Regions from separate parts of the Mus musculus genome. Here all the other regions are linked to region 1. A link is a loop called in an ENCODE intact Hi-C map of the cell type or tissue named here. Cell type or tissue: heart. All regions are shown on one strand. Region 1 has its middle 13 kb from the start of Krtap5-4. Region 2 overlaps Tnnt3 (troponin T3, skeletal, fast). Region 3 overlaps Prr33 (proline rich 33). Region 4 holds the start of Syt8 (synaptotagmin VIII).

Region 1 (2,500 bases):
AGGAAGCAAAGCAGATTGCTGAGGCTGACTAGCCAGACTAGCCTAGTTAGTGATCCCTACTTCCCATGAGCCTTCTTGTCACAAAACACAGGTTGTATGGCACCTGATGGATGATACCCAAGGTTGATCTCTGCCTTCCTTGTGTGTGTGTGAGAGAGAGAGAGAGACAGAGAGACAGAGACAGAGACAGAGAGAGACTGTGTCCATGTGTCTGTGTGTCTGTATGTGCATGTGAGCATAAAAATACAAAGAGAAATGGTGCTGCACTTGGCTTTTGACTGTCCCAAGTATGTCCAGGCCTGTGTGACCATCTACACCAGAAACCCACAGCATCACCAGGAAAGATGGGCTGCTGAGCTGCAGGAGTCTTTGAAAGCTCTTCTGGCCTCAGGGTCCGACTCTGGATGTAGAGAATAAGAAGACAAGACTTAGGAGCCATCTTCATCAGGACCTTAGCACAGCATTGTCCAGTGCTGATAAACCACTGGCTGATTTACAAGCTATCTGCCTGTAAGAGAAACAGGCTTCCACCGAAGATGGTTTCTGATTTCTGTCTCCATTGTCTACTGAGCAGGTGCCCGACACAGGCCATTTTTCTTGTGCGTTTCTGAGTTCAAATGTCTTATGTGCATGCAGAACCAATATGAGCGTGTATGTTTTCAAGACAGAGGCTCATGGAGACCATGCTGGCCTCACACTCACTATGTAGTTGAGAATGGTCTAGAACTCCTGGTCCTCCTGCCTCCACTCCCAGAGTGCTGGGACTGGAGGAGTGCATTGTCACACCTGTTTTTGCAGTGCTGGGGATAGAACTCAGGACTTCAGGAATGCTAGGCAGACACTCTACCAACTGAGTCACATCCCCAAATCTGTGACCAGCTTTATGGTGGACTGAACTTCAAGGCCTTATTTTTTTTAAGTTAGATTTATTTATTTTATGTGTGTGACTGTTTTGCTTGCATGTGTGTATGTGCACCCTGAGCATGGCTGGTGCCCAGGGTCTTCTCCCCCTGGAACTGAGGTTGCAGATGGTTGTGAACTAACTGCCTTGTAGGTGCTGGGAATTGAAGGTAGGTGCCCCTTATGTCCTCACAAGAGGGGCAGCAGCAGCTCTTAACCACTGAGCTGTCTCTCCAGCCTCAACATCAACACCTGATTGCAGCATTCAGCATGGGTGCCTATATTTGTCTCAGTGATGGAAACAAGGCCGAACAAAATGCCTTTTGCAAGAGCTTTGGGCTCCAAAAGGACCCAAAGTTTCAGGTTTGGAAACTTAAGACAGGTTGTCTGTAGTTGCATGAGATTACCACCAGGTGGCACTGTTGAATGAGAAAACGAACAAGTCATGGCTAGGATGGATAGAGCCCCTCACCCAAGCAGAGCGGTCACCACTCTGAACTGAGTCTCCATGTGAGGGACTCTGACTTGGACCTGCGTTGAGAGGCTCCATTGACAGAACAGTGGGTGACACCAGAATAGTGACAGACACCAGCACGCTGTTCTGGTGGCTCAGTTCTCTCTGAGACGTGAAGACAGTCTGTGGGCCTGTGACCAGTTCTTTCGTTTGTGAGCAGAACATGGCTGCCCATCTCAGGACTCCAACCCTACCACCACACCTTCGAGCTGAAGCAGTGTAGTCTGTGGCAGAAGGGGATGGGGTCCCTGTGTCCCAAAACAGACCTCTTCCATCTATTCAGTACAGCACACTTCTGCCTGGAGGTCCTAAACCTGGCCTCACTGAATGCCCATTGGATGACCCGGGCATCTGCAGGCTGAGCTTGATTGATGTGCAGCATACACACTTCAGATAAAACATGAAGGGGTCCTTTGAACCTTGGGGTGGGCCTGGCTCCCCACAGTCAGATATTGATGGCTGTGCTTAACTCCTGACTTTGTTTTTGCTCCAGGCTTGGAAGTCATATGACAGATGTTCCGGGGCCCTGCAGGGTTAGGGCTGGGGTTCACAGCCTTTGCTACATGCTAAAAAGCAGCTCTGGGCCTGAGGCCTTTTCTATGACGTACGAGCAAGCTTTCCTGTTGAATGTGGGAAGTCTGTGGCCTACCTTATCGCAGGTGTCTGCTCACCCTGGATGACATCATTCCTGCTCTATGCCAGGGGTCAGCAGCCTGGGGACACACACTACGGCCCAGTTAGGCTTCAGTCTGAAAGGGAAGGAGGAACTCACTCCTCTTTCTTCACAGAACATTGGGGGCTAGCATGCTTCTTACTCAATGTGAGTGCACTCAGACCGGGACAGAGGATGTGGGTAGGAGCTCCAGTAAGCAGAAGGTGTCTCCTGTCATTGGGGCTCCCCAAGGCCAGGCCTACCTGGCCTTCACGACAAGAGGCAGGGAAGACCTGGCACTTAGCCTCTGTTGTTGGAGGAAGATCACTCAGGCTAGGGAGGCCCCTCAGAGAAACAGCAGGGAAAGATAACTTCTGCGTAAGCTAATAAGATACAAGGATTCAATATCTGTGCCCAAGACAGATGTCCCAGAT
Region 2 (2,500 bases), 190 kb after region 1:
CGGGTTTCCCACAGAGAAGTTTCTCAGACCCACCCCTGTGAGTTCAGTCTCCATGTATTTCACAGGAATGGAGACAAGGAGACTGAACGTTCATAGGTTCTCTAATTTGAAATCAGAGGATTTCAGAGAACACAAAAGAGGACCTGGGGTACCCCCAAATGTAGCTTGGACTCCCAAAGAAAACGTGAGGCACAGTAGAAAGTTTGAGCTCACCCAGGGAAGAAGAGCTGGCAGACTGAGGCTATCTGTCCCTTAAAGTGAGGCTCAGCCATTCTAGGGTGATTCCCTAGCCAGAGGCCATCAGTTGAGACAAGCAAGGATATCCCCAGATCCAGAGGATCCCAAAGCTGTGCATCCCACAACCTGTGCATGTTTGGATGGCATTCCATGAAAATGCTGGAGAGGGGACATCTGTCCAGGGTGGAATGCATATGACAACCTTTCAATAGCCAATCAGCTATGGAGTCTAAGTTCCAGGGCGGAGCCAGGAAAAGAAGAAGGGGCATCAAAGTCATGGGGAGAAAGGCCAATCAGGGGAATCAAAAGGTAGCCCTCAATTGCAGTCTACACACATCCCCTCTAGGCCTCAGTCTCTGAGAGCCCACTCTTGTGACGCTTCTAACCTAAGGTAATTCCTCACTGTCCCTTCTGTTGATGTTCCCTCTCCAGATACAACCCACCGCCACTATGTCTGACGAGGAAACGTGAGTACTGTATGGTCACCTCTCTTGCTGGTGGGATGGAACTCCTGGCACCTACAGACATCTGCCTCAAGTCAGCAGCTCAAGCTCACCTCTCTCTCTCTCTCTCTCTCTCTCTCTCTCTCTCCCCCCCCTCCCCCCCCGGCCCACCCCACTGCTACTCACCCACTATGACAGTGAACAAGTTGAGGGTAAGTATCTTCTCTATTTTCCCTCTATATGCTTCCATCTCTAGATAGTAGAGTTGCTCTTGGTGTGGGGAGGAGAGCTTTGACTATGGATAGCATTCATTCCTTGGGGACCCATTGCCCAAGAGTCCCTGACCGGCTAGATCAGTCATTGAGTTTCAAAGACACCCCTCTCCCAAATTATCTTGAATCTGTGGCTTGTTTTTTTCCCTGTGATGCTCACACCTTGACCTGCCCCAATCCTGTATACTTGCATATCTGTGAATCCCTGAGAACTCGAGTCTGAGTGGGCAGCTTCCCTGTCCTTGTTACCTTTGGTCACTCACATGGCCACAGTAGGGCATGCAATCTAGAGACATCCAATATCTACCTTGTGGTTGAGATATTTTCCCCTCTAAGGCCACAAAGCCTCTGTGTTCATGTGTGTGTGTGTATGTATGTGTGTGTGTGTTTTCGGATGTGTTCATATGTGTGGACCAGAGGTCAACCTTGGATGTCATTTTTAGGAGCTTGCCTTTTGAGACAGGGAGGGACTCACTGAACCTGAAGTTTGATGATTAACCTAAGCTGGCTGGCCAGCAAGTTCCTTGGGGTCCTCCTGTCTCTGCCTCCGCAGCCCTGGGGTTATGAGAGTGTGCAAACACACTTGGCCTTTTATTTGAATCCTGGGATCTGACTTATATGGCAAGCACTTTGCTGCCTGACCATCTCCCCATGCTACCACAAAGCATCTCTGAACTGAAGATCCCAGACTGATGTCTAGCCAGTGAAAGAACCAGGCTGTCTAGGGACAGAGCAAGTTGTCCTTCAAATGCCTCACCACCATCACCCCCTGTTCTATCTCTGCTAATTTGGCTCCCTTTTTTTTTTTTTTTTTTTTTTTGTTCTATTCTAATGCAGAACAATACGAAGAGGAAGGTAACTCAGGAAGCCAGAGGCCTCTCAATGCCCATCCTTGGGAAGGCCTTGGGGGAATCCTCCCTGAGCTGACAATTAACTGTCTACTCCCTTCCTCATGAATGCACTATTAACCATCATCACTCATCATTAATTAACTGTTAATGATTAATAATGCCATGATTTAATTAATGGTCAATGGTTTGATCATTAATTAAGCTATTAATCCTCTATCTCTTCGATGGGTTAGTAGACACTCATTAAACACTCACACATGCCCGGTGGTCACTGTGTCCATGGTGTGTGAAGTGGGGTGTGTTTCTGGCCATTAAAACTCATTCATTAATAACAAGGGTCTTGACCTCACACATTGTAACCCCTCAGAGTCACTGTACCTTCTCTTTTAGTCTCCTTATCTGTCTCCAGCTTTCTCTGTCTCTCTTTGTCTCTGTGTCTGTCTTTATCTCTGCCTTTCTCTATCCCTGTCTCTTTATCTCTGTCTCTCTTTGTCTCTGTCATCTTTCTCTATTTCTCTGTTTCTGTTCTTACCTTTTCTCTCTCTCTTCTCTCCTTCACTGTACCTTTGGGCTGCTGGAGACCCCTCCCTGGCTCTGTCGTGCCTGGGCAGGTGTGGGCGGGCAAAACGTTGAGTCTTGGTGCACCTGGGAGCAGCCCAGCACATTGGTTCCCAGGCCTGACAAGCTGTCTGCTCCT
Region 3 (2,500 bases), 180 kb after region 1:
AGCCTCTCTCTTTGGCCTCAAGAGGAGAGTGCAAGGTGTGCCTTCAGAGTACAACTCACTAAATCTTACTTGGGCCTCAGATGTGGAGTCTACCTTCTGCTGTAACACTGCCTACCCTGCCAGGGACACCAGGATACTGCCCTTCCATCTTCCTGCCAGCCTCCTGAAAGGCCCAATAGCTGCTGCTGCTTCCTCCAAGCCCTACTTAAAGACCCACTTCACTTCAGGATTCGGGAATTGCTCTAATACCTTTACAGCCAATCAGAGTGTTTTTCGAACCAGGAGGCACTGTCATGCATGGGGACAGCTGCTGCCCAGATCACAGTGGCTGAGTCCCAAGTGCCATGTCAGCCAATCCTATCCTGGGCTTGGCAGAGCCAGCCACAGTGGGTCAAGTAGGGGCGCTGGGTGAGGCTCAGGGTCCAGGGGCTCTTCCATTCCCTGTCTGCTCAGCACCCAGATTGAGTAGCCTCTGAAAACCCCACTATTCTGGGAGTCACCTGTATAGGCCATAGAAGTAAAGACACTTGAAGGGCAGGCTCTTCTCAGCCTCCTCTGTCCTCCAAGCCCAGTCAAAGTCAGATGGATGTTCACCGACTTTGAGGGATCTCTCACAACTATTCAGGGAAGCCACTGCCTCTCAGTCTCTTGGATAGAACAGGGACAGTCTCCAAGTCCCATCCAACGGAATTCGTTGCCCCACCACCACCACCACCAGGGGCTCCAGTTCTCTCTCAGATTCCCAGGGAGCCTTTTCTCCTGTCTTTTCCCCACCAAGCCCCAGCCAGGCCAAGTAGGACCTTTTGTGTATTACCTTGCACGTGTTACCTGCTCGAGTCTTTGGTGGACGGCAGCACCTGGTCCAGCAGTGCCCACTCTATGCTGTCCCGCTGTACCTTGGGCCTGATCCCCTGAGGAGGAGGTGACTGTTACTCAAAATAAGACCTGCCTGGTCTCTCTGACCTCACTGAAAGCGTATGCCAAAGGCTTCTGAAGTGGGTAGCCACCCTCCCCTGCTGGCCATGAGGAGCCACTACAGAGATGGTAGCATAGCCATCTATAGACCTCTAAGGACCCTCATTGCTCTCAGGCAAGAGCTTCTGGATTCAGGGGTTCAACAACAATAGACTGGATAAAATCCCCCATGTCTGCTCTCCGTGTTCTTCAGCTGAGTGGTGTGCTTGGTTGGTCTCAGTAGAGCCAGATGAGAAGGGAGGCTGACCTCACCACAGAAGAGAATTAGAGTCCCTTTGGCACTAGTGTGGGACTTCATAAACTCTACATGACCCTCAAGGCCAGATTGAGCTGGGCATCCACAATATTTAGAGCTCACTGAACCCTATCTATCTAATGGTATAGATGGAGGTATAGAGGGACACATAGGTTCTGTCCAGGAAGGTTGAGCTGGCCCAACAACTCCAGGGGCCTCTAAGGGGCAGGTGCTTGGAGCAGAGGAGAGCAGGAGAGAAGCTCTGTTCTATGAGCCAGCAGGCTAGAAGACTGGCTCCACTCTCCTTCTGATCACAAGCTGGATCTTGTGTCTCTGGCATTCTATGGCCCCATCTCTAACACATAGGAGGTGGATGGTGGGTCAATCCAAACCTTCCAGAAACTCTTAAGATTTGGTGGAGATTGGCATACTGTGGGCCTCCTACTGGTCATCCTGATGTCTCTAATCTCAGGATGCAAAAGGACCAGAGCCCTGTCTGTGTCCCCTAGGGCTCACCTACCATTACTTTACACTCCACATTGGCTTTTTCCCTGAACTGAACAGATCCACAGACCCCACCAGCCACACACGACAAGCCATGGGGTCTGGGAGGGTTAAGAGAGTGAATGGCAAATGCCAGGTTGGTCTCTTGCTACTTGGTGCTTCAGTTTCCCTAGAGGCTGACCAGGCACATAAGGCCCAGAAGAGTGTCCATGGTTGGATGGTGCCCCCTGGAGTCTTGAGGAAAAAAAGGCCAGGCACATGGCGAGGTCTGCTCATGGCCAGGTCTGCTCAGCAGGGCCCACATCCCTGGACAGAGATATGACCTCCAGGTCCACTACTTAGTATGGAGCCCCCAGACCAATAACAGGCCCAAGCATTGCTCAGCCCTCCCCAGTTACTGAGGAAGATGGACAACCAGAGGCAAGGTTTAGGTGATCATTTCTCCTATTAGGTGATCATTTCATGAGACGTGTTCCAGTGATGTCCACTTGAAAAATAGGCCTGGCCTCGAAGAAGGGGCTGTGTGTGACATGGGCTAGGGACCCAGGGCTCTTCATTTGGTGGGTATCTTGAGCTGTCTCTATGCTGGAGAAGCAGGGCAGAGTTGCAGGAGGTGCCATATAGAGTTAGACACCGATCTTGAACAAAGTACCTGCTCCTACAAGCCACCTCGGGCAGAGGAACAGGGGACCAAAGAACCCAAAACCCAGGCTCTGATGACCCTTCCCCCAACAGCCTGACTCAAGAACAGCCTTGGTCTAGACCCAATCCTTTCCTCCTCTCTCC
Region 4 (2,500 bases), 120 kb after region 1:
CCAGGACCTCAGAGAGGGGAGACCTTCGCTCTCAAGGGAGTTTCCTGGTTTATGAGGGCCAGCAGTTCCGGTCATTAGGTGGGGCTCCCCAAAGCCCTGCCTCCACACCCCTTCTTCCCCACAAGATTCATTTGATCACTAGCAACAGGCACCACGGGCTCTGCTGTGGGCATCAGGTGCTGCCTGAGAGTGGACAACCAGCCTCCCAGTGACTAGGGTCTGAGCAAGCAGGCCTGAGTCCACCCGTCACAGGAAGCAGTAGGTATCAGGTGAGGAAGGGATCACCTCTATGCTTGTCTTGGCGGGTGTCTTGCTTTTCTGGGGGGGGGGGGGAAAGAACTCAGAAACCTGCTACCTTTGAAATAGCACAAGGTCTGGTTAGGCTGAGGGTAGGTAGGTGAGGTTGGCAGCAAGTCTAACCCAGAAATGAGTACCTGACCCTGGGCTGACAGAAAATTTGGAGGAGAGGCTTAGCATTGTACTGAGTGGCTCACATCTTAAAGGGATCACTGGGTGACATCCAGTACAAGTCTGGTTCATTGTGAGGGACTCGAAAGAGATACCTGGAGAAGGTAAGGGCTCACACAAGCCTTGGAGAATGCGTGGATTGAGAGAGGCTGGGGCCATGGGTGCAGGCCTCAGACCCAACTGTGAGTCAGACATCCTGCCTGGAAGGGATTACAGAACTGGGTGTTCACAGCTTGGAGATGGAGCAGGGACTCCCACCTCCTTTTCCTAGGTCAAACAGTGCTAGTCCTTTGAGAGGGTCTTCCGCAGCAGTCACAGAAGACAGGCTGCAAGAGCAGGAAGATAAGGTGGGACTAGAGAATTATGACTCCTCTTTTCTGTCTGTCTAGCTCAGGCTGCTCACACTTTCTCTAAAGTAGCAAACTGAGTGCTACTGGTAGGTGGGGACCAGCGGGAAGAACGGCTCCTCCTAGTGGCTGTCTTTTTACTTGCACCTTTACCACCATTGGAACCTGGGAGTCCTAAGGGGCCTCCATGTCTCCAGGCCTTGAAACTCTCCCTAGTACCAGGAGCTGGTGTTTCTGAGGCCTCAGAATCTTCCGGAGACAGCTTCCAAACAGCCTGAAGCCTCCTGTAGGCATGTGTTACCACCATGCTACTCAGGATGCCCTCCTGAGTGACATACAGTTAGAAGTCACAACTTCTAGATCCTCTGTTCCCTACCACTTGTTCTTAGGATAAGGGAGGGAGGGCTTTAGACAAGAAGAACACACACACACACACACACACACACACACACACACACAGAGAGAGAGAGAGAGAGAGACAGAGAGACAGAGAGACAGAGAGACAGAGACAGAGACAGAGACAGAGACAGAGTCAGAGAGAGATCAATGTTACTTTAATCCCAACATTCATACCAGCTCCACCATTTCCAAATGGTAAAACATTTTGAGCCCCATGTGGAGGCCGGATTTGTTTGAGCCTGACCTTAGCCCTCTTGTGCTAGGGGCCCTTGAGGAACAACATCTCAGCTCCAGCTCCAAGCAGATTCTTTATAGGCATTGTGGCCTCTTGTAAAAACCTTCTGCACCTCAGCTCCAGAGCCATGCCAACTTCAGAGCCACTGGGGGTGCTCTGACCACCACCTATGGACTCCTGCCTAGCAGAGTCCTTCAGAAGGCCAGACAAGAGTGATATTAGTGGACAGGCAGGCTGTTGAGGCCAGCAGATCACCTCTCTCCATCCTCAGGGGACTCACCAAGCTCCTACTTCATCACCAAATTACAGATGAGTCTGAAACCGAGTTAGGGACTAGCTGTATAATACACAGGGCCTGGGGATGATTTAAAATATGGTACTTGTGCTAAAAACTGAGGAATTTCAAGAGGTGAAGAGGATATTCAGCCTAGCACTGTGGTCCTTCCAGGTGCCCACCAGACCACTCTCCATAGTCATTATGGCTTCTTGTTAAAAACCCTCTGCACCTCTGCTCCAGGGCCATGCCAACTTCAGAGCACCAGCCTCAGGCCACCCTTGAAAACATCATGGTTCCATGTGTGCAGGAGGACCTCTAAAGGGAGACGGAGAAGGCAGAGACTGGTCCCTTCCTGATCTGCAGCTGCCCCGAATCACTGAGAGATGCAAGGTTCTGAGCTCTGTGAGCTGTGGCTGCCAGTTAGTGAACCACTGATATTGCAGGAGGAGCTACCCTTTGGAATCATGTTGGGGACTCCAGGCTGAGGGCACAAGAGCAAGAGGGTCTATTAGTCACCCCTGGAGGAGTGGGCTGGTCTAGTAACTTGTGTGCAGTCTGGGCTTAGATACAGCAGGAGGGCTGGCAGGCTCTTGTGGCACAGTGGCATTAGACTCAAGTTTAAGAAACTGAGTTCTGGCCAGCAGTTGCCATCTAGGGAAGCTGTGGGGGAGGGGGGAGGTCCTGAGTTCAGCGAGTCAGTGGCTCCCAGTCCCCAGCTGAGAACCCCACCCTTTCTGCTCACGGGGTGGGGGTGGGGTGGGGGAGAAGCCAGCC

What was found. Hi-C counts contacts between places; a loop is a spot of excess contacts. Peaks named below come from ENCODE experiments on the same cell type or tissue, not always from the same donor. Only the 100,000 strongest peaks of a DNase experiment are listed, where the experiment ranks them.
Region 2: it touches region 1 in a loop (2.2-fold over the local background); 6 of 42 quality-filtered maps call a loop at or near these places.
Region 3: it touches region 1 in a loop (4-fold over the local background); 6 of 42 quality-filtered maps call a loop at or near these places.
Region 4: it touches region 1 in a loop (8-fold over the local background); 6 of 42 quality-filtered maps call a loop at or near these places.

What each region holds. Positions count from the first base shown.
Region 1 is chr7:142,315,406-142,317,905 of GRCm38, forward strand. No RefSeq gene overlaps it. Among named protein-coding and RNA genes, the nearest start is that of Krtap5-4, 13 kb to the left of the region's middle. In heart, CTCF peaks have their summits at 1,301 (motif pointing right) and 1,502; no DNase peak of the experiment used is centred here; H3K27ac peaks cover 1,818 bases.
Region 2 is chr7:142,500,951-142,503,450 of GRCm38, forward strand. It overlaps Tnnt3 (troponin T3, skeletal, fast), which reads left to right. Exons shown (of 18, transcript NM_001163664.1): 2 at 670-704; 3 at 879-892; 4 at 1,790-1,807. The coding sequence starts at 688. All of the region lies in intron 1 of Prr33 (proline rich 33), which reads right to left. Among named protein-coding and RNA genes, the nearest start is that of Tnnt3, 3.4 kb to the left of the region's middle. In heart, no CTCF peak of the experiment used is centred here; no DNase peak of the experiment used is centred here; H3K27ac peaks cover 1,313 bases.
Region 3 is chr7:142,496,061-142,498,560 of GRCm38, forward strand. All of the region lies in intron 1 of Prr33 (proline rich 33), which reads right to left. Among named protein-coding and RNA genes, the nearest start is that of Tnnt3, 1.5 kb to the right of the region's middle. In heart, CTCF peaks have their summits at 1,017 and 1,947 (motif pointing left); DNase peaks (open chromatin) are centred at 231, 901 and 1,961; H3K27ac peaks cover 2,500 bases.
Region 4 is chr7:142,434,824-142,437,323 of GRCm38, forward strand. It overlaps Syt8 (synaptotagmin VIII), which reads left to right and starts at 2,011. Exons shown (of 9, transcript NM_001285861.1): 1 at 2,011-2,116. The coding sequence starts at 2,110. In heart, a CTCF peak has its summit at 949 (motif pointing left); a DNase peak (open chromatin) is centred at 958; H3K27ac peaks cover 2,332 bases.